Regions from separate parts of the Homo sapiens genome. Here all the other regions are linked to region 3. The links are chromatin contacts, found by Hi-C or POLR2A ChIA-PET in ENCODE. All regions are on one chromosome and are shown on one strand. Each heading gives the region's core, a stretch centred on a gene start or an enhancer-like site at or near the end of the contact. The rest is flanking DNA. Distances are from core to core; before and after follow the strand shown.

Region 1 (2,890 bases), core at 45-2,544, 2.5 Mb after region 3:
ATAAATCCATAAATTAGATTAAAATATTGGACCATATTAATGGTTGGTGCTATCAGGAATGGAGACTTACTAGGAAGAGTTTAGCGCATGTTGGAGGAAACTCAGGAAAAAAAAAAGGCCAAAAGTAACACCTGTGAAGTAAGGTGAAAGCGCCTGGAGCTATTTAGCCAGAAATGAGTTGTGGTATAATAACTGTCATAGATATGTATCAGAACATGACTAATTGTTGTTCGTCTTTGCTGAAATCTGAAAAGAAAAAAGTTCAAGGGTAGTTTAAGTGATGTATGTTTAATACTGAGAAGAAGAGCCATGACAGCTGATGGACAGGACATAAGAATGCTTATCATGGGATACATCTCTTGGGAAGAGAAAAAGGGCTTTTACATGTAGCAGTCTTCCCTGTCATGAATGAGGACAGGTCCTGCCTTAAGGCAGAGGGTTTACTAGTTGGCTTCCACAAGGCCCTTCTAGAACTGTAATTCTGAGCCACTTCAGATGCTGAGATTGAACTCGACACAGCCAAGTATCTCCTCTTTTAGGAGCTCCAGCAGTGCCGAGGAGGCAGTGCCACCAGCAGCGACGACAGCATTTATTCCAACTGAAGACTTCACTCAAAGGTGAGTCAGGTCAGTGTGGACCTGGGCGCTTCCTTTTCCTCCAGCTCTCACTGGGTCCAGGCACAGGAGCCCTGAGGGATCGGCGACCACAGTACTCCCTCCCCGGCCACCAATATAAGCTTTGACAGAGGATGGCTGGTTAGCTGGTGTTAGGTGGGAGGGACTCGCCACGGAGACGCGCTCAAGGAGGGATGAGTTGCGCCACCACCACCTAGGTCCCTCTCTCGCTATCCGGCGGGGCCGCCCGGACCCAGGTGCTGCCAGGGTACGCCTGGCGCCCGCCATCCCAGAGCAGCGTCCCGCTGCGCACGGTCTCCCTCCAGCTCCGGTCCCCGCGGGAGGGCGCGTGGGATGATGCGCGGGTCCTTGTGCCTTCCCCAAGCTCCAGCATCCGGAGCCGCCCTAGCCGGCACCGCGGCAGCCACAGCCTGGGAGAGAGAAAGGAAAGAGGGAGGGCGGCGGGAAAGGCTCGGCGCGGGAGGAGGGCGGGTGAGGAGGGAAGGAGCGAGGGGGAGGGAGCCTCTCTCCTCAGCGGTGCAGCTAGTCTCCCTCCAGCGGGCGGCGACTCCGGGTTCCCCCTCGCGCCCTCTCGCAGAGGCTCGCCCCCTTCCCCGCCCACCGTCCCTGCGAGCGCGGGCGGCGGCGGTGGGCGTGTGCGCGCGTGAAGGACGCCGCCTCTCTCTCGCTCCTGCGTTCGCAGGCGGCGGCTGGCGGCCGGCTTCTCGCTCGGGCAGCGGCGGCGGCGGCGGCGGCGGCTTCCGGAGTCCCGCTGCGAAGATGCTCAAAGTCACGGTGCCCTCCTGCTCCGCCTCGTCCTGCTCTTCGGTCACCGCCAGTGCGGCCCCGGGGACCGCGAGCCTCGTCCCGGATTACTGGATCGACGGCTCCAACAGGGATGCGCTGAGCGATTTCTTCGAGGTGGAGTCGGAGCTGGGACGGTAAGGCGCGGGCTCCGGCTGGGGAAGCCCGCGGCGTGCACTGGGGGTTGTCCCTCTCGCAGCGACGGCTCGGAGGGTGCGGGAGCCTGCCTTCGTGCCCTTCGATTTCTCCCTACCTAGTTAGTGTCTTGAGAGAGAGCTAACCTTCATTCAGGTGCGGCTCGAGTCCTTCCCACCCCACCAGAGCGCCTAGGCCGGTGCAGCTGTAGGATCAGCCCGACTCCCTCCCACCTTCCCTCCTTCTCGCAGGCTGCCACTTCCCTTGGGTGACAGCTCCCACCGCACGTGGGCCCTGCTTTCCCAATTGATATCTTTGCTCACGATTATAGCTTGCCAGAGGGTCCTGTTTGTCTAGTTATTGTTTAGGGTGGGGGCCGGAGGGTGCCCCTCCAAATCAAGACAGAATTATTAAGTTAGATTCCTCCTCCTTCCCCTCGTCAAGCTCTCCAAAGCAAGTGACACGAGAAATTAAACTTAAATACTAGCTTCCCTGCAGAGTCTGCTCAGGAGTGAAGGGAGAAATGAATCATTTAAGAGAGTTGAAGGCAGAATAATGAACTAGTGTGGCTTTAAAGAGAAAGCAGCATATGGGATCCAGGCAGTGGTAATTAGTGAGAATGCTGCTGCTTCCCTTCTTTCATGGGCTGGAGTGATTTATTTAAATTATATATGCAACAGACCATCTCCCTAGGATTGCAGATATGTCCCCTATCCCTCCTCTGAAGATCCAAACAGGTAGCAGTTTGGCCTTCTGCATGATTCCATATGCTTTCGTATTTGTATCCATTGAAAATTATAGTTTTCTTTCCCTTACTTCCTTTTTTTTTGTCTTTTCTCTCTGTTATCCATAGGTAAGGAGATTTATTTTCAACACTTATTTTAGATCCAGGCTCTTTAGTATAGGGAATCTGAAGATGTAATTTCAACGGTTGACAAGTTGCAGCTTCTGTACTTACTACTCCTTTGCAATTTCATTTTTCATTCTCTTTTTGCTGGAAATAGTATTGCTAACAGCCTTTTTATTTTTTCAAGTCATTGGAGGATCCAGAGCAGGATTCTGGATGTTGGTATTTAGTGGGAAGATGTAATGATCACTGCCCACTCTCCCCCCACTTTGCTAGTACTATTGAAGGCTCATTGAATATAGATGTGTAAAATAGGCAAACTTCTGAATGAAAATTCAGTGATTTGTCACTGTTAAAAATGTTTTGAAGTATTTGAGCACTGAATAATGTATACATAAACATCCATTTTTGATCAAGTTTTTCAGTATTCATCTGAAGATCTATTATATATATAGGTGGAAATGAAAGGACAATGATGTCGATTTTTGTA
Region 2 (2,700 bases), core at 28-2,527, 2.3 Mb after region 3:
GCTCTCATTCTGTTAGCATCTGCCCCTTAATGATCTTAACATCCAAAGTGTTTGAGGCTTTGTGCCAAGAACTATAAAATAAATCAAGATTTTTTTTGTTCAAGAATGTATGAGTCAGGTATTCAAATTAGCTAACAAGTGACTTTTGTTTCATAATAATTACATTTTAGAACTGGAAGGAACCCGAGAGAGTACACTGATCTGTGTAGAGACAGACCCTCTTTATCTCTTTCAAGTACATTTACATTAGTAAATATACCCTTTTTATCCCTCTCAAGTACTAGTATAGTTACGTTAGTCACTCGACCCAAACCTTAATAGGCTGCCAAAACGTTTTCATAAACGAAATGAAATGGAAATAAAACAGTAAGAGAAGAGGTTATTCCATATGTTGAACTTTGGTCCTGGGCTCTAAGCTCACCACTGTTTTAGTTAATGTTCACATGCTCAGAGATTGTTCCCCAAACCTACATCTTGGTAAGGCAGCTGGCTCCTGAGGAGTGAGGCGTCTTGACACCCACTTCACTGGAATCAGTCTCCTTCAGCATCCTAAGGCACTCAGCTCTAATGAACTGCCCGGACTCCCGTTTGCATTATGATAAGCTCCTCTTTAGAACCTCTACTGTCTGCTTTTGACAGCCGACCTCAAGGAATACTGACTTAATCCAGGAATCCCAATAACATTTAATATTTATCTTCCTTTTCTGGGAGGAATCTACACTTATCCAAGTTGCCCAAGTGAGCAGTTCCCTCCCCACAAGTAATTAGTTCTACTCCCCAGAGGGTCTGTGAGTGAATCCCTCTGTCAGTTTTGAAATGTCCCATTATAGTTTTCATCTGTAAATATGTCAATATGTATCCAAAAGATGAGGATCTTTAAAAACGTAATCATAATGCTACTATCATATGTAAAAATGAAACATAATTCCTTAATATCATCAGATATCCAGTGTTTAAATTTTTCCAGTCTCATGTTTTTGTACATTTTTAAATAATCACATGTTTAAATCGTTTCCATCTCCAAGGCGTCGACCTCCCCTCCATTCTCCTGGGCGTCGCGCTTCCCTCTTTGTTTCCCGCCCTTGCGGTTCTGTCGGAACCTAACGAGCTTCCTTCCACCGCAAAAGAGCTGGAGAACAATGCTAGGCAACGTGCTGGAGACCTTGGCCCTCGGAACCCAAGTCACGCCTCCCATGTGAGCTCTGGAGGGAGAACTTTATGTGTTGCACTGAGGGCAGTCTCCGGAAACGCGATTCGCAGCGGGCGCCGGAAGCGGTGTTGTGTCTGCAGCTCTGGCAGAGGACTGTTCCACTAGACACGCTGAAGGGACTGGGTACGTGTTTTCCTTCAGGACCAGAGCTGAGAGGAGCTGGGATCGCGGCGGCAATGGAACGGGCCTCAGAAAGGCGCACGGCCAGCGCGCTTTTTGCGGGGTTCCGGGCCTTGGGACTTTTCAGCAACGACATTCCACACGTGGTGCGGTTCAGCGCGCTCAAGCGCCGGTTCTATGTAACAACCTGCGTGGGCAAGAGTTTCCACACCTATGACGTGAGTGACTTCTTTTGTTAGCTTCCCAGGAAAACCACCCTCCTTGGCCTCTAACTCTGTCCTGGAGCAGTCCGGTTCTCCCTTCCCATTTACCACGGGCTTCCCTTCTTTAACCCCTCCCTGTCCTATTAATATTTCGCCATCCGGTCACGTCCACGTGCTGATTTGGCACTTGCAGTCCTCCTGGGGCGTGTTTCAGAGGCAGCCTGGCCAAGGGGAAACTGCTAGAGAACATCTCAGTTGTATGGCAGTAATATTTGTTCAGTGAATATTTATTGACCTTCCCTTGAAGGTGGAAACATAATTAAGACAAACCTCTACCTCTTGCATTCTTAATGAGAGAGAAAAACATGCACGCTATTACGTTATTGGTGACACGAGCTGAGTTAGAAATTCACTCTAGGTAGAATACATTGGGAGAACCGGAGATGGTGAGATTAATTACCGTTAGGGAAAATATCTAATAGCAATCAGTTATTTTCAACTAACGCAAAGTGTCTGGCACTGTCACTCTAAGCCTTGCAGCCGTTTCTTTGCAACATAGGTGTCATTATACCGTAGCACCTTTATATAATCTATTAAAGTAAATTTCAGATAAATCACTTGTTAGTGATGATTTTTTCTCCTATAACAGTTCATCGATCATTGTAATAGTGTCTCTTGTTTACTTGTTTCTTTTGTCTTCTCCGAAAGAATGTAACCTCTGTGAGAACAGAAACCTTGATGAGGAGGATGATAATAGTCAGTGTTAATTAAGTACTTTCTTTTCTGGAAAACAGGTAGAGTTGTCTCTCTTGGAGGATTGTGAATATCAAATGGCTTATTAGCAAAAAGAGCTGGGAGGTAGGAACTAGTTGAGTTAGTGGAAAAGGAAAGTGAGGGCAGAGCTGAGGTGAAGAGCAATTGGGTTTCTCAGAGTCTGAGCTGGTAATGGAGACAGGGTGGGTTAGAACCATATTAATCATGTGAAAGTATTTAGTGTTACCATTCTCTGCACTTGTTCCTTGCTTGCTAACTTTTGCTTTTGCTGGTTAATGTTTTCTTCCTTGAAATGTAATTTTTCTGAGTTTATTACTGAAATAACTCTTGAAATCTTGTCTTTGGTACAGTGTCTTTCCTGACACTGCATTACACACAGACACAGGTGTTTTT
Region 3 (2,700 bases), core at 184-2,683:
CAGCTCTATTTCTACCATATCTTTATTGAAAGCTACTTTCTGCAAATATGTAATAACGTATTCACCAACCACATCTTTCTACATTTTGATTCCCTTTGTATAAATGGAGAAATTCTAAGGTTCTTGGGAAAGGTATTCAGTCATGAAGCAGTCTCCAAAGTTGTATTTTGGCCTTACCTAACCAAATTTTCATTCATTTCATTCTTATTGACATTACATATACTATAACATTTGATGTTCACAGAAAATTAACTTCTATTTTAAGAAGTTTACTCACAGAACCACAGTTTGTGCATTTAACAATCACTATGAAATACATATGAAACATTAACCATCATTTTAGAGAACAATTTAAAAACTCCGAAGTAACTACTTTCCTTAACTTTGTCATCCCAACATTCTGGGTATAGGCATTGTTGGAAAAATATAATTAAAAACCAAAATCTCCCAACCCAGAAATCCTCTCCACAAACGTTAGTAGACAAAACACTTTTATTACTGAATAAGCATTAAACGAGACTGTGATACACATCACAGGCAATTTGCTAAGAGATTGCAAAGACAGAAATCTTGCCCTTTTGTATAGCCAAGTATATACGACCCATTACATACACGTTTTCAAGTTGAACAATAACTAGTCCTCAAGTAAGAGGACCTGACATTTGTGACATTAACTTTACTTAATAATTGGGGTGACCATCTGTGTTAGTTAATTGGTTTTATCCAGAGGAAAAACAAACTTCTCCTGTCTTTATGACGGAAGGTAGTTTTGCAACACGGAGCAAGTTGCTCACCGAAGTTACGCTCCTACTCTCTCACAGAAACTGGGAGATAGGGAAGGATGCTACTCCGTTGATATGTGCAGCATTTCAAAAAAAAAAAAAAAAAAAAGGTCCAGAGACATTCCTGACTGAGCATACAGTTGACAAGACCTATCTAGTCCTCAAGTGGATTTATACACATTTCAAAGAGTTGAGAAAGTACTTAACAATTAAGAAAGTACTTAAGTTTTCTAAGACAAATGCTCGGAGAGAAAGGGACGGGAAATCTCATCCTCCATTTTCAATAGGGAGAATTAAGCCTCTTATTTAAAATTTTTATGTTGGTTTTTGTTTATTTAGCTTTAAAACAGTAGACTTAAAAAAAGTCCAACTTAAGATTTATGTTTTTTTATGTGTAGGGCTGTTCTCTACGGTTAAATAAATAACCCTGCTTAGAGAAAATATTCACCACTCTTCTTTGGCTCCTATGTAACTCAGTTTTTGAGAGGGAGGGGAAATACCGGATTGACGCTATGTGGTTCAACCAATGCAAAAGATAACACCGCCTTAAAAAGTCTACTACAGGAACATGGGAGGGTCACACCCTCGAATAATGACGCATACCTATCCTACTGTTACTGATCACCTAGTAATAATCTTGTAGTTCACATTACTCATTTTTCACCAAATTCTTTTGGTGAAGGACGCTTCAGAAACGGCCATCACTGAAGAGCAGACCCGTTTGGGTTCTCCACGCATTCTAGACTCCCGAAGAGGTAAGAATTTATTATAGGGGGCCACTCCCAGGACCTGCTGTATGCTTTTAAACATCCATTACAATTCCAGCATTGAGTTTCTAACATTTTTAGGCAGGCTCAGGCACTGGGAGTACAGGATTGAAAGACAGTTCCCGTCCTTAAGGGACTCAGAGTAAACTGGAGTTGCTGAAAACCATTCTAAAGCAATCCACGTTAATAACAGATACAAGTAAAACGTGGGAACGTACAGGAAAAAGTGACCAATTCTGAGGCTGAAAAGTGCCTATTTTAGGGGTGGGGGCCTCGCGGCCCTAAAGCAGCTTCCCTTCCCGGAGATTTCAGCTCCAGGGATCGCCCAGCGCCCTCCGGGCACACTTAACATTTTAATCACGCCTCCGCCCCCACTCTCCGAATTCCTTTCCGGCTGCCGACCCGCCGAGTAGTCCCTTCCAGGCGGCCTCAGCTTATCATCGCCGGTCCGGCCACTTCCCGGCCGCGGCCAGGCGAGCCTCCCAAAGTTTCCTGTGAGGCCTTCGTCCGTCTCCGGCCCCATCTCACCACGGCAGCCCAGGACACCCGCTAGGGAGGAGCAGGTTACCGAGGCGGGGAGAGCGGCACAAACGCGCAGACCTCGGGACTCCACCCGGGCTGGTGAGCGAGCCCAGAAAGCGGCGACCGCAGCTCCGCGTCTCCACTCCCAGGGCCCGCAGCTTGGGCTAAGCGTGCGCCCACCCAGCCTAGGGCCCAAGTCCTGCCCCTTCGGGGACCGGGCCAATCGGCCGCTCCCCGCCTCCTGGGAGGTAGTGGAGGAGGGGGCTGAGGGCCGGGCGGCTGCGCCCGCCTTCCGCTCTTGCCCATTGGCTGAGGCCTCGAGGGTGCCCGGAGACCGGAGTGCAGCGGGATTGGTTGCAGAGGTTCGTGACAGTGGCGCCTATTGGCTGTGGCAGCCCCCGTGACGCGGGGTGGTGACTGGCTCCGGAGTCTGAGGGGTTCGGGCTTGTCAGGTTCTAGGTAGGTGCGTTTCGCGCCGCCGGCGGTAGGCGCTGTTGCCCGGGGCAACGCGGGGGGAGGGGGGAAGAGGAGGGAAGGCAAGCCTAGAGCGGGGGCAACAATGCCTGCCCGCAGAGGGGCGCCCGGGATTCGGCCAGGGCGTTGGGGGCTGTGCCGAGGCTCTTCCTCCG
Region 4 (2,814 bases), core at 275-2,774, 2.8 Mb after region 3:
TAACATGCCATGGACTTTCCCCAATGTCATACAAACCAAAGCTTTGTAAATTAAATTATATTTTCTAACTAACATAAAAATTTCAGCATATGCTTGATTTCCAATCAATGTTGAACTGTTAAGTTTTCTAACTCAGACAAGTACAGCAGCTTCTCATTTTTTGAGACTGGCTCTGGCAGGAGCTCACTATTTAAAGAAATGCAACATGGAAGTATATTTCTACAATATGAATAGTGAGCCAACTTACTGTTCAAACCCCTAATGCTCTAATACTTGATTAAAAAAAAAACCTAATGCTCTGTACTTGATTTTAAAAAATAACAATAACATTTATTGATCACTTACTACATGGTCAGTCCTTCTGGCTGCTTTACATTGCATTTATTTTATTTAATCCTCACAACAGTAATAGTCCTCCTTGAGAAAATGTGTTTCATTATGGTAAAGGAATTTTAGTTATTCAGAAGCTCTAGGATTGGTGTAAATGGGCATACTTTAGATATCTTGAGGTCTTCCATAAGTGAGAATAGTAGCTTAATGTCTATACATTTTCCCTGTTTTACAGAAAGGGAAAATAGCAACAGGAAGGTTGAGTCACTTGTCCAAGATCACACAGTTCATAAGTGATGGAGCCAGAATTCCAACCCAGGGCGTCTGACTTCAGAGCCTAAAGCTCTCTCTTGTAAAACTGTGGAAGCTGATCACAGGCTGGAAAAGACTTCATATAAAAAACCTGGGCCCACCAAATATTTGTCAAGTTTTGTCCTGGCTGCTGAACCTAAAAATCTAAGGTAATCTTTCTCAAGTGTAAATTCGGGAAAACAATGACACTGATTTGGTGAGAAATTATTTGAGTTAATACATTTAGCAGGGACCTTGGAAGGCAGTAAGCCCTGGGAAAACTTTGTCTCTTGTCTTTGGCATCACCTCCGCGAAGCCTGGTGGGACGCGGCTGCCCCTGCGCTGTCTGTGCACCTCCTAAGAACCAGGAAGCGCGGTGACCTCCAAAGAACAGGACTGTCCCAAATCAAGCGGGATTACCACCGCCCCTCTCCCATTTAACAGCTGAGGACACTGAGGTCTAATGGATTCCAAGTACTTAAATAGGTGAGCGGCGCGCAGGGGCGAGTTGCAAGCCCTGGGATCCTTCCAGCTCGCCGCTTCCCCTCCCAGGGGCTCAGGTTTCTCTTTCATCTGTGAGGTCCTCTCCCGCCCGGACGCCGGGGCCCGCCATCCCCAACGTCCACCGCGAGCTCCCCAGATCCATGGTCTGGAGCAGGTCCAGAAGACGCACCTGGCAGGACGCCCCGGGCGCCACAGTCGCCCTCCACACGGGCCACCCCAATCCTGCCGCGGCTCCGTGGCTCTCCTTACCTTTACCTGAGGTGAAGCAAGGACGTGGAAGCAGCTACGGCGCGCTACCAAGCACCTCACACCGCTCTCAACAGTACTGCTCAGCCTCCCGGCCCGCCGATGCGCAGGCGACAGCAGCCAACTTGTAAGTCACCGCTGGTCGCAGCCAACTGGAAGGCACCCAGCGCCTCAGGGCAAGGCGGGCCGAGCCCCCAGCCCCGCCCCCTGGCCCGATCCCGGGGGCTCCGGGGAGGGGGGGCTGAGAGGAGGTGGCCGGAACAACGTGCGCTTGTTCGGATTGGCTGGCGCGGGAGCGTGTGGAGGGCTGATTGGTGGCCGATAAATGGAATGATTCCGCGTGGGTGTGGGCTGGCCCGAGCCGCGCCAGGGTTCCCTGGATGTCTGGGGTTGCCTGCAGGTTTGGATTGGTTGGGTTGGGTTGTCCTGTGATCACTTAATTGTGAAAGAATTTTGTCAAGCAGTAAACCGACTGGGAGAAATTGAAACAGAAGGCGAAGTGAAGGATCACAGTGAGGGATAAGGTCCAAATTCATCCCGCTTGTGGATATCCTAGTATCTCGCAACTACGCTACTCCTCCCAGGACTAAAAGTCAAATAAGAAAAAGCGCCCATGCAGAGGAGGACGAGCTCTCTGCCTCCTGCTTAGCCTGACTCAGAACTGAGAGAGCTGGGAAGGAAAATGCATATAAACGAAAGTCCCTGCCACTATGTGAATTGACCTTTAGCCAAATACGTTTGTGTGTGTGTGGGTGTGGGTGTGTGTGGGTGCGTGTGTGTGTTTCCATCCTCAGATAAAGAGTTTAGAGGGCAACCTTAGAAGCAGAGAAAAGGAGGAGGTGTGACAAGTGGATTTAGCAACTGCACAGTTTTGGAGTTTCCATCTACTCGAACATGAGAAAGATTTCTTCCAGTGGCTGTGAAGTCACCCATCTGATGGGATGCTTGGCAAACAGTGAATTTCTTCCTTTACCAGAGTAGCCATGATGCACTGATTAGCGAGGCTTGGTTTGTCTGCAAATTGCGTTTACTAAGATACGTAGTTTGAGAACCAAAAGCAGGGAAGAATGCAGTGCTACACCATTAGTGATTTCTGATAGACTTGCAATGAAAATAAATAATATTTCGTAAATTTTTAAGTCGGCCTCACCAAAAGAATTACCAAATACTACTTGCTAGTTATTATTGGCCGATTTATTTTTTACCTCCATCGTTTATATGTAAAATAATTTGTTTTATATTTATATTTATAATTTCGTGTGACATAATAGAAGAGTTCTTCGTGTGTTGTAAAGCTCCTTTCACTTAGGAATTATTGGCCAATTATTGAGGTGCTTTGGATGGATGGATGAATACGTAGATAAATAATTTGAAATGGTTGGGGAAAAGTGCTTTGTAATTAAGTTGTACCTACTTAATTCAATTACATTGAATCCTCTTAAC

The links. A loop is a pair of places that touch in the nucleus more often than their neighbours do. ChIA-PET counts read pairs that join two places held with the same protein, here RNA polymerase II (POLR2A). Pooled maps may share reads with other maps.
Region 1: a map with no recorded cell type shows a loop between it and region 3 (6-fold over the local background). The contact joins the promoter of CAMK4 here to the promoter of FER in region 3. A Hi-C loop is called at or near these places in 2 of 37 single-sample maps with no recorded cell type and 10 of 50 pooled maps. POLR2A ChIA-PET finds 5 or more read pairs at or near these places in 1 of 52 experiments (naive thymus-derived CD4-positive, alpha-beta T cell).
Region 2: a map of CD8-positive, alpha-beta T cell shows a loop between it and region 3 (26-fold over the local background). The contact joins the promoter of WDR36 here to the promoter of FER in region 3. A Hi-C loop is called at or near these places in 2 of 168 maps with a recorded cell type or tissue (CD8-positive, alpha-beta T cell and naive thymus-derived CD4-positive, alpha-beta T cell) and 11 of 50 pooled maps.
Region 4: a map of ascending aorta shows a loop between it and region 3 (9-fold over the local background). The contact joins the promoter of STARD4 here to the promoter of FER in region 3. A Hi-C loop is called at or near these places in 3 of 168 maps with a recorded cell type or tissue (CD8-positive, alpha-beta T cell, ascending aorta and naive thymus-derived CD4-positive, alpha-beta T cell), 2 of 37 single-sample maps with no recorded cell type and 12 of 50 pooled maps.

The regions. Positions count from the first base shown.
Region 1 is chr5:111,223,090-111,225,979 of GRCh38, forward strand. CAMK4 (calcium/calmodulin dependent protein kinase IV) reads left to right here and starts at 1,295. Exons shown (of 11, transcript NM_001744.6): 1 at 1,295-1,555. The coding sequence starts at 1,395. RefSeq lists enhancers at 424-523, 1,484-1,533 and a silencer at 884-1,373.
Region 2 is chr5:111,091,071-111,093,770 of GRCh38, forward strand. WDR36 (WD repeat domain 36) reads left to right here and starts at 1,278. Exons shown (of 23, transcript NM_139281.3): 1 at 1,278-1,548. The coding sequence starts at 1,387. RefSeq lists an enhancer at 1,128-1,567.
Region 3 is chr5:108,746,464-108,749,163 of GRCh38, forward strand. FER (FER tyrosine kinase) reads left to right here and starts at 1,434. Exons shown (of 20, transcript NM_005246.4): 1 at 1,434-1,537. RefSeq lists silencers at 2,201-2,300, 2,381-2,440, 2,571-2,700.
Region 4 is chr5:111,511,011-111,513,824 of GRCh38, forward strand. STARD4 (StAR related lipid transfer domain containing 4) reads right to left here and starts at 1,525. Exons shown (of 6, transcript NM_139164.3): 1 at 1,375-1,525. It overlaps STARD4-AS1 (STARD4 antisense RNA 1), which reads left to right and starts at 1,216. Exons shown (of 7, transcript NR_040093.1): 1 at 1,216-1,498. RefSeq lists enhancers at 1,160-1,369, 1,850-1,989 and a silencer at 1,400-1,769.